Linked DNA regions of Homo sapiens: region 1 is linked to region 2. Evidence: chromatin contacts called from ENCODE Hi-C or POLR2A ChIA-PET data. All regions are on one chromosome and are shown on one strand. The core of a region is the stretch at or near the end of the contact, and the rest is flanking DNA. Distances in the headings are between cores, read along the strand shown. Region 1 holds the start of MIR21 (microRNA 21). Region 2 overlaps VMP1 (vacuole membrane protein 1).

What was found. A loop is a pair of places that touch in the nucleus more often than their neighbours do. ChIA-PET counts read pairs that join two places held with the same protein, here RNA polymerase II (POLR2A). Pooled maps may share reads with other maps.
Region 1: a loop to region 2 is called in a pooled map, with 3 times the contacts of the local background. The contact joins two enhancer-like sites. A Hi-C loop is called at or near these places in 116 of 168 maps with a recorded cell type or tissue (A673, B cell, CD14-positive monocyte and 67 more), 37 of 37 single-sample maps with no recorded cell type and 48 of 50 pooled maps. POLR2A ChIA-PET finds 5 or more read pairs at or near these places in 48 of 52 experiments (A549, A673, AG04449 and 34 more).

The regions. Positions count from the first base shown.
Region 1 is chr17:59,841,162-59,847,837 of GRCh38, reverse strand. It overlaps VMP1 (vacuole membrane protein 1), which reads right to left. Exons shown (of 12, transcript NM_030938.5): 12 at 5,583-6,676. MIR21 (microRNA 21) reads right to left here and starts at 6,572; the gene lies at 6,501-6,572. It also overlaps the pseudogene RNU6-450P. RefSeq lists silencers at 173-272, 5,317-5,511 and an enhancer at 311-1,299. Within about 2 kb of position 2,102, at least 36 of the 41 ENCODE cell types and tissues checked have a DNase peak (open chromatin) inside an H3K27ac peak, as active enhancers do; they include GM12878, HCT116, IMR-90 and 4 more, where a contact is called at or near this core.
Region 2 is chr17:59,758,866-59,765,488 of GRCh38, reverse strand. VMP1 (vacuole membrane protein 1) reads right to left here. Exons shown (of 12, transcript NM_030938.5): 6 at 351-518. Among named protein-coding and RNA genes, the nearest start is that of VMP1, 55 kb to the right of the region's middle. Within about 2 kb of position 2,833, at least 7 of the 41 ENCODE cell types and tissues checked have a DNase peak (open chromatin) inside an H3K27ac peak, as active enhancers do; they include GM12878, HCT116, IMR-90 and 4 more, where a contact is called at or near this core.

The DNA.
Region 1 (6,676 bases), core at 853-3,352, 83 kb before region 2:
TTCCCGGGAGCTAATCTTGATTGCTGGTGCTCCGTGTGGTTGTTGTGTACAAAGAAATTACCATGGAGGGAACATGGAGATGGGAAAGGGCTGGTGCAATGGGCAGAATGAAGAGGTGTCTGAAGAACCAACAACCTGAGGCTAGGCAGGAACATCTGGCAGCTCTCAGAGAGGTTTAGCAGTCCTTACTCAAGTGCAACTGACTGTGAGGTGCACTAAAGAGTGAAAGGCAGAGAAAGGCCTCCCTGCCTTAGTCTTGGCCTTCATCTTCTTAACTAATGAAAAGAAGCTGGGTGCTTGCTTTGGCAGCACATACACCAAAATTGGAACAATATACAGAAGATTAGCATGGCCCCTGCACAAGAATGACACTCAAATTTGTGTTCTGTATTAAAAAAAAAAAAAAAAAAAAAAAAGGCTGGGCATGGTGGTTCATGCTTGTAATCCCAGCACTTTGGGAGGCCGAGGCGGGTGGATCACCTGAGGTTAGGAGTTCGAGACCAGCCTGGCCAACATGATGAAACCCCGTATCTACTGAAAAAAATACAAAAAATTAGCCGAGTGTGGTGGCATGCACCTGTAATCCCAGCTACTTGAGAGGCTGAGGCAGGAGAATCGCTTTGAACCTGGAAGGCGGAGGCTGCAGTGAGCCGAGATTGCGCCACTGCACTCCAGCCTCGGCAACAAGAGTGAAACTCCGTCTCAAAAGAAAAAAAAAAAAGTTGGGAAAAACATGGTTCTCCAGGGCCGTGGCAAGCCAGGCTTCTGCACTACTGCCAAGAGGAGTGAACTTGAGCTGCTTTTCGTTTCCTCCACACAACATGGTGAGGAGCCAAAGGAAGACAGTGATCTAAGTCATTCCCCACCTTCAGGCGGCACCATCCCTGTTTTCAAATCCCTAACTGCCTCACTCCCCTAAAGCATTTTTTCCCCGCTGGAAACAGACTGGAACACAATTAAGCAATGTTGATCACTGCTTCAGTCAAAAGTGGTCTGAAGGGAAAAGCTGATGTGTTTTGTCCCCCAAAAGGGATAGATGGCCTCAAAGGAAAATGTCGCATTTGGATTAGATTTGTGGTAGGGGAGGAGTGACCTGCCAAGGGCTCCTTGAATAAACAAAACTGTTCCTCAAAGGGCTTTGGGTGGAGGTCATCAAAGCAAGTTCACAGAAAGATCCTCCTCCCTGGTAACTCTCCAGAGATGGCTGACTCTTTGCTTACATAGGTAGCTCAGGGGTCCCACTTGAAGTCAGTTGCCCAGAATAAGCCAGAGCCTGCCCCCTCAAGAATTCAGGAATGTGGTTTCCAATGCAAATAAAGGCTAAATTGTAGAAACAGTGCTGGAGTGTGTTCAAGCCCTCCCTCTAGGTCCTCTGAGTCATTTGGAAATGGTTAACAAACAGGTTGGACACCTGGGTTGATTACTGCTGAAGGGGATTTCCACACAAACCCTATACTGTAAAATCATCCTCTTGCCTTCCCAAAGCAATTCAGTTCCACTTTCTAGATCGAATGTGCCTTAAAGATTCCAAATGTCCTAAATCAGATCCTAGGGTTCCTAAATTAGAGCAGCAACTGCTGCTGACACAAAGAAACAAGGAGCCAAGCAACTTTGTGCTTAAAAAAAAAAAAAAAAAAAGTTTATTTTAAATTAAGAGGAACAGATGTCCAATGTTTCAAAAAGCCACACATTTGTGGATTTGGCTGACAAACTCTCTAAGCTGCATTTTATTTCTGTTCCCATAGAGTCAGCTAGCCACTTGCAACTGACTCACTTCTCTCTGGGCCACAGTTTGGGCCAGTCTCCTGACTACAGAATTAGAATCCAGATATCAAATGAATCCAGGGTGCTTGGGTGGAGAGCAGGTGTTAAAAGCCATCTAAAACCACCCCTTCCCTGCTTTAATTTAGGAGTATCAACACCCACACAGCAAACTGCAAGGCTAGTGGGTCAAAGAGAATGAGCAAACAGTTGGCACCTGCCAATCCCAGCACCACGCAATTTTAAAGGCAATGAGTAAGCAGCTGTCTGGAACAGGTTTTTGTATAATCCTTCTTAAGAGTACTGGTTAAATATGCAAATACACACAGGTTATTTGCTGCAATTCAAGGCCTCGCCCCCAAGGCAAATGCATTACCTCAGGTGAACTCTTGGCCTTGTTGGGAAGGGATAGGATCCCTAGCTCCTGTCCACCAGACACTAATGACTCAGTTGCTTCTAAAGTTTAAAATACATGATGTGCTTTCTCTTCTTGTTGTCTTTGAGAATAAATAAATTTACCTTCAGACACAAGGGTTTTGTGTGTAGTATCTCATTTACGTTGTGTAAATACTGGAGAGGATTCAATAAATGTTAGAGATAAAATGTTACTTGGCTTTTCAAAAACTTTAAACTCCTGCTTAGTTTTAATTTTTTGTAGCACCTCAAAAAATTATTTATGAATAAAATGAAGCAGTTGTTTGTATTTTTTAATAGAAATGAGACTCTTAGGTCTATTGAGGAAGATCTTGCATGCCATCAATTTTTTCATGGTTCAAAACCTATTTACCCAGCAAATCTCACTGTATTTTCTAGACTGACCTTGTAACAAGTATTAAAAGCTGATACTCCCTTTTCTCCTCTTTCCTTCCAGATGTTTTAGTATTTATATATATATTTTTTGAGGCAGGGTCTGTGTCACTCAGGCTGGAGTGCAGTGACACAATCACGGCTCACTAATGAGGTGATCCACCTCAGCCTGGGACTATAGGCACATACTGTCACACTTGGCTAACTTTTAAATATTTTGTAGGGAGGTCTCATTATGTTGTCCAGGCTGGTCTCGAACTCCTGGGCTCAGGAGTGATTTGCCTGCCTTGGCCTACCAAAGTGCTAGAATTACAGGCATGAGCAACCATGATAACCAATATTCTTTATAATGAAAATAAATTAGAAAATGGTCAATATTTTCAGGTGGGAAAGTTAAAAAACTGTTTTTGGTTTTAAATTCTTCGGTAAATTTTTCACTTATCAAAAGTTTGACAGAGTATCTGCTAGAAAACCAGAGCACATATGCTAAGAAAGCATTTTAAAATATATCTTTGTTTCTGGAGGAGTGAATGCAATGTTGTGAAATTCTTGCATGTGTATCAGATGCTCACTTTTTTTTTTTTTTTTTTTTTTTTTTTGCGAGATGGTGTCTTGCTCTGTTGCCCAGGCTGGAGTGCAGTGGCACGATCTCAGGTCACTGCAACGTCTGCCTTCCGGGTTCAAGTGACTCTCCTGCCTGTTTCCCGAGTAGCTGAGATTACAGGCATACGCCACCACGCCTGGCTAATTTTTGTATTTTTAGTAGAGATAGGGTTTCACCATGCTGGCCAGGCTGGTCTTGAACTCCTGACCTCAAGTGATCCTGTCTTGGCCTCCCAAAAGGCTGGGATGACAGGCGTGAGCCACTGTGCCTGGCCTCAGTCTTTCATTGGGAATGCCCAGCATGGTGGCTCACACCTGTCATCCCAGCACTTTGGGAGGCCACGGCAGGATCGCTCGAGCCTGGGAATTCAAGACTGGCCTGGGCAAAATATTGAGACCCTGTCTTTACAAAAAATTAAAAAATTACCCAGGTATGGTGGTTCATGCTGGTCCTTGCCAGGGAGGCTGAGGTAGGAGAATTTCTTGAGCCTGGGAGGTCAAGGCTGTAAAGAGCCATGACTGTGCCACCACACTCCAGCCTGGGTGACACAGTAAAACCTCACTCTCAAAAAAAAAAAAAAAAAAAAAAAAAAGCTGGGGTGGTGGAGGTGGATAACTTTTATTGCTGTACTTTTACTGAACTCTTTTTTGTTTGTTTGTTTTGAGACGGAGTTTCACTCTTGTTGCCCAGGCTGGAGTGCAATGGCAAGATCTCGGCTCACTGCAACCTCTGCCTCCTGGGTTCAAGCGATTCCTGCCTCAGCCTCCCGAGTAGCTGGGATTACAGGCATGTGCCACCGTGCCTGCTACATTTTTGTATTTTTAGTAGAGATGTGATTTCGCCATGTTGGTTAGGCTGGTCTCGAACTCAGGTGATCTGCCCACCTTGGCCTCCCAAAGTGCTGGGATTACAGGCGTGAGCCACCATGCCCGGCCCTATTTATTGAACTCTTGGCCTAAAAGGGATCCTCCTGCCTTGGCCTCCCAAAGTATTAGGATTATAAGCATGAGCCACTGCACCCAGCCTATTTCAGTACTTTACATGTTACCAGATTTATTCCTTAGGTAAACTGTCCTTCTATCTCTTTTATTTTTATAGATGAAAGAAACTGAGGCTCTTTTAAACTTTCTCAGGTCACAAACAATGTAGAAGAAACCCGAACCGTCATTAACATAGACTATTACACATGGGGGAAAATGGGTTTTAAAGTAATATATATGGAAAGGCTTTTTGACACTGAAAGGTTGGGAATCTCTGTGATCTTCTTACACATGGGTCAGGCTAAACAATTTGCTTCAGGGTACATGAGCGCAACTGGTTATTTAGCTAGTGCATGATCCATACTCAAATGAGTCATTATTGAATGACTGGTGAAATGACAAAAAGCCTCATGTTCTACTAAGGCTGTGGATAGCACAGAGCACACTGGGGGCAGAGGCTGAGCGTGTTTGTGTAGGAGCACTCAATACTGCATATGTTTCAATAATTAACTAGTGTATTTAAGAAACTTCATTCTACGTGGGCATGGTGGCTCACGTCTGTGAACCCAGAACTTTGGGAGACCGAGGCAGGTGGATCACCTCAGGTCAGGAGTTCGAGACCAGCCTGACCAACATGGCCAAACCCCGTCTCTACTAAAAATACAAAAACTAGCCTGGTGTGGTGGTGGGCGCCTGGAATCCCAACTACTCCAGAGGCTGAGGCAGGACAATCGCTTGAACCTGGGAGGCGGAAGTGGCAGTGAGCCGAGATTGTACCATTGCACTCTAGCCTGGGCGACGGAGCAAGACTCTGTCTCAAAAAAAAAAAAAAAAAAAAAAAAAGTAACTTCATTCTAGCATTCGTAGGGAATGGAGAGGTGGCCACTATCCAAATGAAACTAAAAACCTTTTTCTTCCCAGACTCATACTCCAGATTATGCACACAGAGAATACAGAAAACTATGGGAAAACTGGACATTGCACATTTTCATATGACATCATCTGTTATTTTTTTTGTCTTGCTCTGTCACCCAGGCTGGAGTGCAGTGGCGCCATCTCGGCTCACTGCAAACTCTGCTTCCTGCGTTCAAGGGATTCTCCTGCCTCAGCCTCCTGAATAGCTGGGATTACAGGCGTGCACCACCACGCCCGGCTAATTTTTTATATTTTTAGTAGAGATGGGGTTTCGCCATGTTGGCCAGGCTGGTCTCAAACTCCTGACCTCAGGTGATCTGCCCGCCTTGGCCTCCCAAAGTGCTGGGATTACAGGTGTGAGCCACCGCGCCCGGCCGACATTGTCTGTTTTAAGGGAGGTATTCCTCAGCTCTTCGGTGATAAACTGCTGATGTATTGCACTGCCTGACAGTCACCAAGTTGGAACATGATAAATACTGCAGATGTGTAAGGCACAAAATGAGACTTATACAAAGTAGAGATGGAATCGCAAGAATTCCCAGGCCCTCTTTTTATTTACAGTGATACCAAACCATCCACTTGCAAATTCTTTGGTCTCCCATCAGCTGGAATTAAGTAGGTACTGTGTATCTTTGAGATCATGTATTTGTCTCCACTTTGGTGGATACAAGAAAGGAAGGCACGAACAGCTGAAAAAGAAGGGTATCACACCGCTCCAGCTGGAATCCAGCAGGAACCTCTGAGCATGCCACAGCTGAACACTTAAAAGAGGAAAGAAGGACAGCTGCTCTTCATTTATTTTGAAAGCAAATTCATTTGAAAGTGCATAAATGGTCATCATAAGTCAAACGTATCAATTAGACCTTCAACCTAGGAAACAAAATTTTTTTTTTCTATTTAATAATACACCACACTGAAATTATTTGCCAATGAATCCCAAAGATTTGGTACAAATAGTACAATTCGTATTTGCTTTCCTCTTTCCTTTCTTCAGACAAACACCAAATAAAATGCAGGTGAAAGAGATGAACCACGACTAGAGGCTGACTTAGAAATTTATGCTGACTCGATCTAAAAAAAATTATGTTGGTTAATGTTAATCTATCTAAAATAGAGCATTTTGGGAATGCTTTTCAAAGAAGGTCAAGTAACAGTCATACAGCTAGAAAAGTCCCTGAAAAAAAGAATTGTTAAGAAGTATAATAACCTTTTCAAAACCCACAATGCAGCTTAGTTTTCCTTTATTTATTTGTGGTCATGAAGACTATCCCCATTTCTCCATAAAATCCTCCCTCCATACTGCTGCATTATGGCACAAAAGACTCTAAGTGCCACCAGACAGAAGGACCAGAGTTTCTGATTATAAACAATGATGCTGGGTAATGTTTAAATGAGAACATTGGATATGGATGGTCAGATGAAAGATACCAAAATGTCAGACAGCCCATCGACTGGTGTTGCCATGAGATTCAACAGTCAACATCAGTCTGATAAGCTACCCGACAAGGTGGTACAGCCATGGAGATGTCACGATGGTAGGCAAAACAAGCAGACAGTCAGGCAGGATTTGATAAAAAAACAAAAACAAAAACAAACCAAAAAAACCCAG
Region 2 (6,623 bases), core at 1,584-4,083:
TGGGGAGTCAAAAGTTATATGTGGATTTCCTACTGCACAGGGGGTTGGCACCCCTAACCCACACATGGTTCAAGGCTCAACTGTGGTTCCATCATCTGTACTCCCTTGCCCTGCTGGAGTCTACTTGGCCTCAGTTGCTTTGTGATACATATGGTTCATGCCTTTCTTCTCAATGCCATTCATGAATAGGAGATGCTCTAAAAGGTTTCTTTTGCCTTGGAAGTAGGTAGCTGGTTACTGACTGAATCATTTACTGACAAGGAATATGTTTAGATTCCATTTCAATAAGGTACACACACTATCAAGATGGTGAGGTTAGTTTTAAACAAATATGAAAATGCATATCTTACCCACATGCAGGCTTCAATCCTAACTTTTGAGATGATACTCCACAAAGAAATGGTTCCTTCAGTGCCCTCTTCATCTGGACAAATAATCTGATCAGGATAGGGTGGTTCGGGAAAATTAACTGAATTGCATTCATAAGCAGCTAATGTAACTGAGGCTATATGTGGACCCTATAAAACAAATACAAGAAACTTCTGATAAGAACTATTAAAAAATTATCAATACACATTATTTTAAAAATATATTAATTACTGTGTAAGAAAAATCTTAGCTTTCAAAGAACAAAAATAATTCTAAATAATTTCAAGATGCAGTTAGTAATATGAAGAAAATAATCCTTCCCAGAATCTCTTCCTGGTTGACTTAAAAAAAAATCAGATTTATTGAGGTAAAATTTACACATAATGAGTCACTTATTTGAGGTCTACATTTCAATTAGCTTTGACGAACATATTCAGCCATATAACCACACCAATCAAGATACAGAACATTTCCATTACTGCAAAAATGATCCCTTGGCCAGGCACAGCAGCTCATGCCTGTATTCCCACCACTTTGGGCGGCTGAGCCAGGATGACTGCTTGAAGCCAGGAGTTCAAGACCAGCCTGGGCTACAAAGCAAGACCTCATCTCTACAAAAATTTAAAAAATTAGCCATGCATTGTGGCATGTGCCTGTAGTCCCAGCTACTCAGGAGGTAGGAGGCATTGCTTGAGCCCAGGTGTTGGAGGCTGTAGTGGGCTATGATTGTGCCACTGCACTCCAGTCTGGACAACGGAACAAGGCCCCATCCCTTATAAAAAAAAATCCCTTGTGTTCCTCTGTGGCCAATTCCCTCCCTCAAGTCCTAGTCCCCGGCAACCACTGATCTAATTCCTTGCTTGACTTTTATTTTATTTATCTATATTTCTCATTTGTTAGATAATTCCTTTTATTAAAAAAAACTTCCTGAGCCACTGTTCTTTTAGGCACAATTTGAGAATATCACTTTACGTCCTTACTTAAAAACAGCTGGTGATCTACCACCTCATGTAACCTTTCCCAGTGAGATCATAAAGCAAAAATGTAACTGTGAAACCAGTATCAATGAGTTTTACACAATGGTTCCTAAAAGCACAAGATGAGGTGTCTGCATACTAGGGAGTTGGTTAAAATATAAATTCCTGGGTCCCTTAAGCATAGGTTGATAGATGTCCTCTAGCATACAGTAACTAGCAGCCATCAGCTATTATGAAGATAAATACTTTATTTGTAGAATAAAATTATTTACATATATATACACGAGATTTTATTACTAATTATATTGTGCAAGTATTTCTGAATCTGAAGGTTTCTATTAAAGATTTCTCCAATGATTTTTCATAAATGAGACAGTCCCACAGAAAAGTAAGTGGGCTCTGTGTATAAGAAAGTATTTTAAGATCACTTGATGAAAGAATCTGTGGTTCAAAGTACATAAAATCTAGTGATAAAAATAAAACTAAGACATTCTACTATCAAGATAATAAAATTTTGTTTGATGTTAATATACAAAGTTGTTCACACATATGTGATATTTATCTCTAAATAGAATCGGCATTTTCTGTTAAAATAATACCTAAAAAATGAAATCCTTGGAACTGAATCAGTTAATTATTAGTTTTTTCTGGATCAAAAAAATCGATGTGAAGTTTTAGCCTTTGTTCCTCTTTTTGGGGACTTTTAATTCTTGGAAATGCAGAAATATTAAAGTATTAAAATAATTATATAAGATTTTGAAAATACTTTGACTACTTAGGTTTTTGAAAACTTATGATTAACCATGAAATCTACAATCATTTCTTTAAATGCCAGGTGCACACAAGAGATTTCACACTTGGGGGAAAAAAGAATTATTTTGTGATACTACAAAAAAACCCCAAAGTTTGTGATATTCAGAATAACTGCATAGTTTGTGAAACATTTCTCCTCATACAATTATAGCTATCAGACATAATTAAAAAAAAAAGAAGAAATCAGCTGTAACTTCCACCTTTACTATTAGAAAACACAAAAGAGACATATGAATGCCAATAAGTGAAAAAGAAGAAAATTTAAGAGTTTGTCCATGCTGTCCCCATGTTACTGTCCTCTTTGGCTACAGGTAGTCTACAGCTAAAGTTAGAAATGAATTTCAAGTGAACAAAAATAAATTGCTCTGGGAGCTAAAATAATGAGATTTCTGGGATAGATAGGAAAGAAAAAGCTATATTTGCATTCCAGAAATATAAAAAATGTATCCTAACAGATTAAACACATTATCCAATAAAATAAAAGTTCTTTATAGTTTTCATTTTTAGTTATTCTGAAAAGGGAAATTTTCAACAATCTGATTTGAGAATGTTTTTTCAAGTCTCTGATTTGAGAATTCTTTCTTCTAAAGAAGTCTGTTCATTCACTCAACTAAACTGACATATATTTTCCATAACCACACTAGTAAGTCATGATTACTCAGCCTTTGAGGCAGATGTGGTGGTTCCCAGACAAAATGAACATTAACAACTCAGTTTCTTGTCCTTTGTTCATAGTTTAAACTATATTAAGTGATAGGAAACCTCACAAGTTCTATTCAACATTTTAGCTTAATGGTTTTTAAATATAACCGATTTGAATGAAAAAATATGTTTATATGAAAAATTCAAATAAAAAAATTTTTGATTAAAAGTTTTAAAAGTTACACATAATTCAAACTACTTTTAAAGTATATTTTCTAAAAACTACAAGTCTCACTACAATGTAGCAAATATGAGTCACATTTTTAACCATACTAAACAAAGAAACAAGAGGGTAAAGACCCAAACAGCTATAGTATTAATTGAAAAGCCTAACTGGATAAAACCTGCCACAGGATATAAAATTTATATATTTACTGAGCAGCAGGTTCCAACTCTTGTGGGAGCATGGGTTAGGGATCCTGGTCTATGGCTGAAGGTTTTCTGTCTCACGGCGGATGAAGTAACGGATACTAGACTTTCATTTCTATAGCAAACAATTAGAAAACTGGACAAAATATATGGGACAATTCTTTTTAGACATTGTACTACAGGCAGTACAGGGCTTTGATTACTAAGAGAAGGGATAAAAATGAAGAAACCATACATTGACTCTGGCTTCTTGTCTGTAGACACATTCCATGCCTGCCAAAAATTCCATGGTCAAAAGAGCAAGAGCCCAAACAAAGCATGTTGCTCCTGCCGAGTTGAGAATGAGATTGGGGTTCACGAGTTCAGGATTCAAGAAGGCTGAGGCAGTCAGAATTTATGAGGCAGTATACCAGAAAAGAGAAAGCTACACAGAGAAGGAACTCTAGAAATCTGCACAGGGGTCCCCTTCAGACTCTGGCACACAAAGCTGCATTGCATGCTAAGGTGAGACCACAAGTCCAGGCAAAGAACTACAAGAACTACTGGGAAAAGAATAATTACTGGGGATTTGTAAACTGACCAATTCCCAGAGTTCACACAGGCCTGGGAAACATTTGTGATCAACCAGCTAGAGTAGAGAGACTCAGCATTCAACCCAGAAAGGTCATGCCTGGGTAGGTACGACCTTTCCTTCTGGTCCTAAGGTGAAAGCTACTCTAGTCTGACCCTAACAGGGTTTAAAACAAGTCTTAAAAAGATCAAGCTGATCCACAGGTAACTTAATTGTCCCCTTCACCCTCCCCCCACATCAATGTTCTATAGTGGAAGACAAAATCCATACAATCAACAATTTAATACTACATATCTAGCATTCAATTAAAAATTACTAGCACTCAATATAATATTACTAGATATGCGAAGCAGCAAATTATAACTCATAACCAAAAGAAATATTGCTCAATAGAAACAGACCCAGATTTGATGAAAAGTATCAATCCACAGACTTAAGAAACTGAACAAATCCAGTCAGGATCGACACAAAGAAAATAAAACACATGGGCTGGGTGCGGTGGCTCACGCCTGTAATCCCAGCACTTTGGGAGGCCAAGGTGGGTGGATCATGAGGTCAGGAGTTCGAGACTAGCCTGGCCAACATGGTGAAACCTGTCTCTACTAAAAATACAAAAAATTAGCCGGGCATGGTGGCAAGTGCCTATAATCCCAGCTACTGGGGAGGCTGGGGCAGGAGAATCGCTTGAACCCAGGAGGCAGAGGGTGCGGTGAGCTGAGATCTCAACACTGCATGCCAGCACAAAAAAGAAAAGAAAAGAAAACATATAGGCCGGGCATGGTGGCTCACGCCTGTAATCCCAGCGCTTTGGGAGGCCAAGGTGGGTGGATCATGAGGTCAGGAGATTGAGACCATCCTGGCTAACATGGTGAAACCCCATCCCTACTAAAAATACAAAAATTAGCTGGGTATGGTGGTGCGCACCTGTAATCCCAGCTACTCGGGAGGCTGAGGCAGGGGAATGGCTTGAATCCGGGAGGCGGAGATTGCAGTGAGCCGAGATTGCGCCACTGCACTCCAGCCTGACGTCAGAGCAAGATGCCATCTCAAAAAAAGAAAAAAGAAAATAGAAAATAAAACATAATCAAACTGCTAAAAATCATCACAATCATGTCATAATGAAATTGCTATAATTCAATGACAAGAGGAAAAGTCTTAAAAACAATAGAGTAGATAAAAATAAAACATCTACAGGGAAAAATAGGTCAGACTTTTCATCAGAAATAATGCAAACCACAGGACATCAGAATTACTTCTTTAAAATGTCAAAGAAAAAAATACCTGTGAATCTGGGAGCTAGGGAAAATATATTTCAAAAAAATATATTTCAAAACAGTACTGTGGATTTACGACATATGAGGAAGTAAAATATACAAGAAGTAAAATGTATGACAACTAAAGCATAAATTATAAATTATGGGAGGAGGAAATGAAGAACACTATTATAAGGTTGTTATATTTTATACAAAATGAGAAAACAATACTTCATTGTTCACCCTGTAAGTTAATGGAGCATATTGCAAACCTTAGGACAACCACTAATTTTTTTTTTCTTTTTTTTTTTTGAGAAAGGGTCCTACCCTGTTGCCCAGGCTGGAGGGCAGTAGTGTGATCACAGCTCAGTGGAGTCTTGACTGCCCAGGCTCATGAGATTCTACCTCAGCCTCCCGAGTAGCTGGGACCACAGGCATGCATCACTACACCTAGCTATACCACTAAAAATTTTAAAAGAAGTAGAACAAACAAGCAAATAAATTCAATACCAAAAAAAAAAAAAAAAAAAACACCAAAAAACAAAACAAAACAAAACAAAACAAAAAAATCCTCAGTCCAAAAGAAGGCAGAGAAAAAAGAAAAAGGAATGAAAAATTAGATATGACAAACAGTTTGAGGGTAGACTTAAACCCAATCATATTGATAACTACATTAATTGCAAATGGACCAAATGTATAAATTCAGGCAGACACTGTCACACTGGATTAGTACACGCTGTCTATAAGAAACCCACTTTAAATATTAAGAACCCAGAAAAGAAAGAGTAAAGAAATGGGAAAAGAAAAACCATTTAAAAAATCCATAAAAAAGATAAAGTAGCTAAATTGATATTAGACAAAGTAGATTTAATGACAAAGAATATTAACAGAGATTCATAGGAACAAATGATAAAAGGTCTAATTCTCAGGAAGTCAGACCAATTCTAAATGTGTATACAACCAATAACAGAGTGTGAAAATACATAAAGCAAAAACTGACAGAACACAGAAATGAACAAATCCCCAATTATAGCTAGAAATTTCTTTATTTTATTTTTTTTGAGACAGAGTCTCACTCTGTTGCCCAGGCTGGAGTGCAATGGCACGATCCTGGCTCACTGCAACCTTCGCCTCTGGGGTTCAAGCAATTCTCCTGCCTCAGCCTCCCAAGTAGCTGGGGTTACAGGCACCCGCCACCACACCCAGCTAATTTTTGTATTTTTGGTAGAGATGTGGTTTCACCATGTTGGTCAGGCTGGTTTTGAACTCCTGACCTCAGGTGATCCACCCAACTGGGACTGCTGGCGCAAGATACCACAACCAACTAATTTTGTTGTTGTTGTTGTTGAGACAGGGTCTCTCATTCCATCACCCAAACTGGAGTGCAGTGGCAAGATCTTGGCTCACTGCAGCCTCAACCTCTAGAGTTCTGGTGATCTTCCCACCTCAGCCTCCTGGGTAGCTGGGACTACAGGTGTACACCACCACGCCTGGCTAATTTTTTGTAGAGGTGGGGTTTTGCCTGTTGCCCAGGCTGGTCTCTAACTCTTGGGCTCAAGTGATCTACCC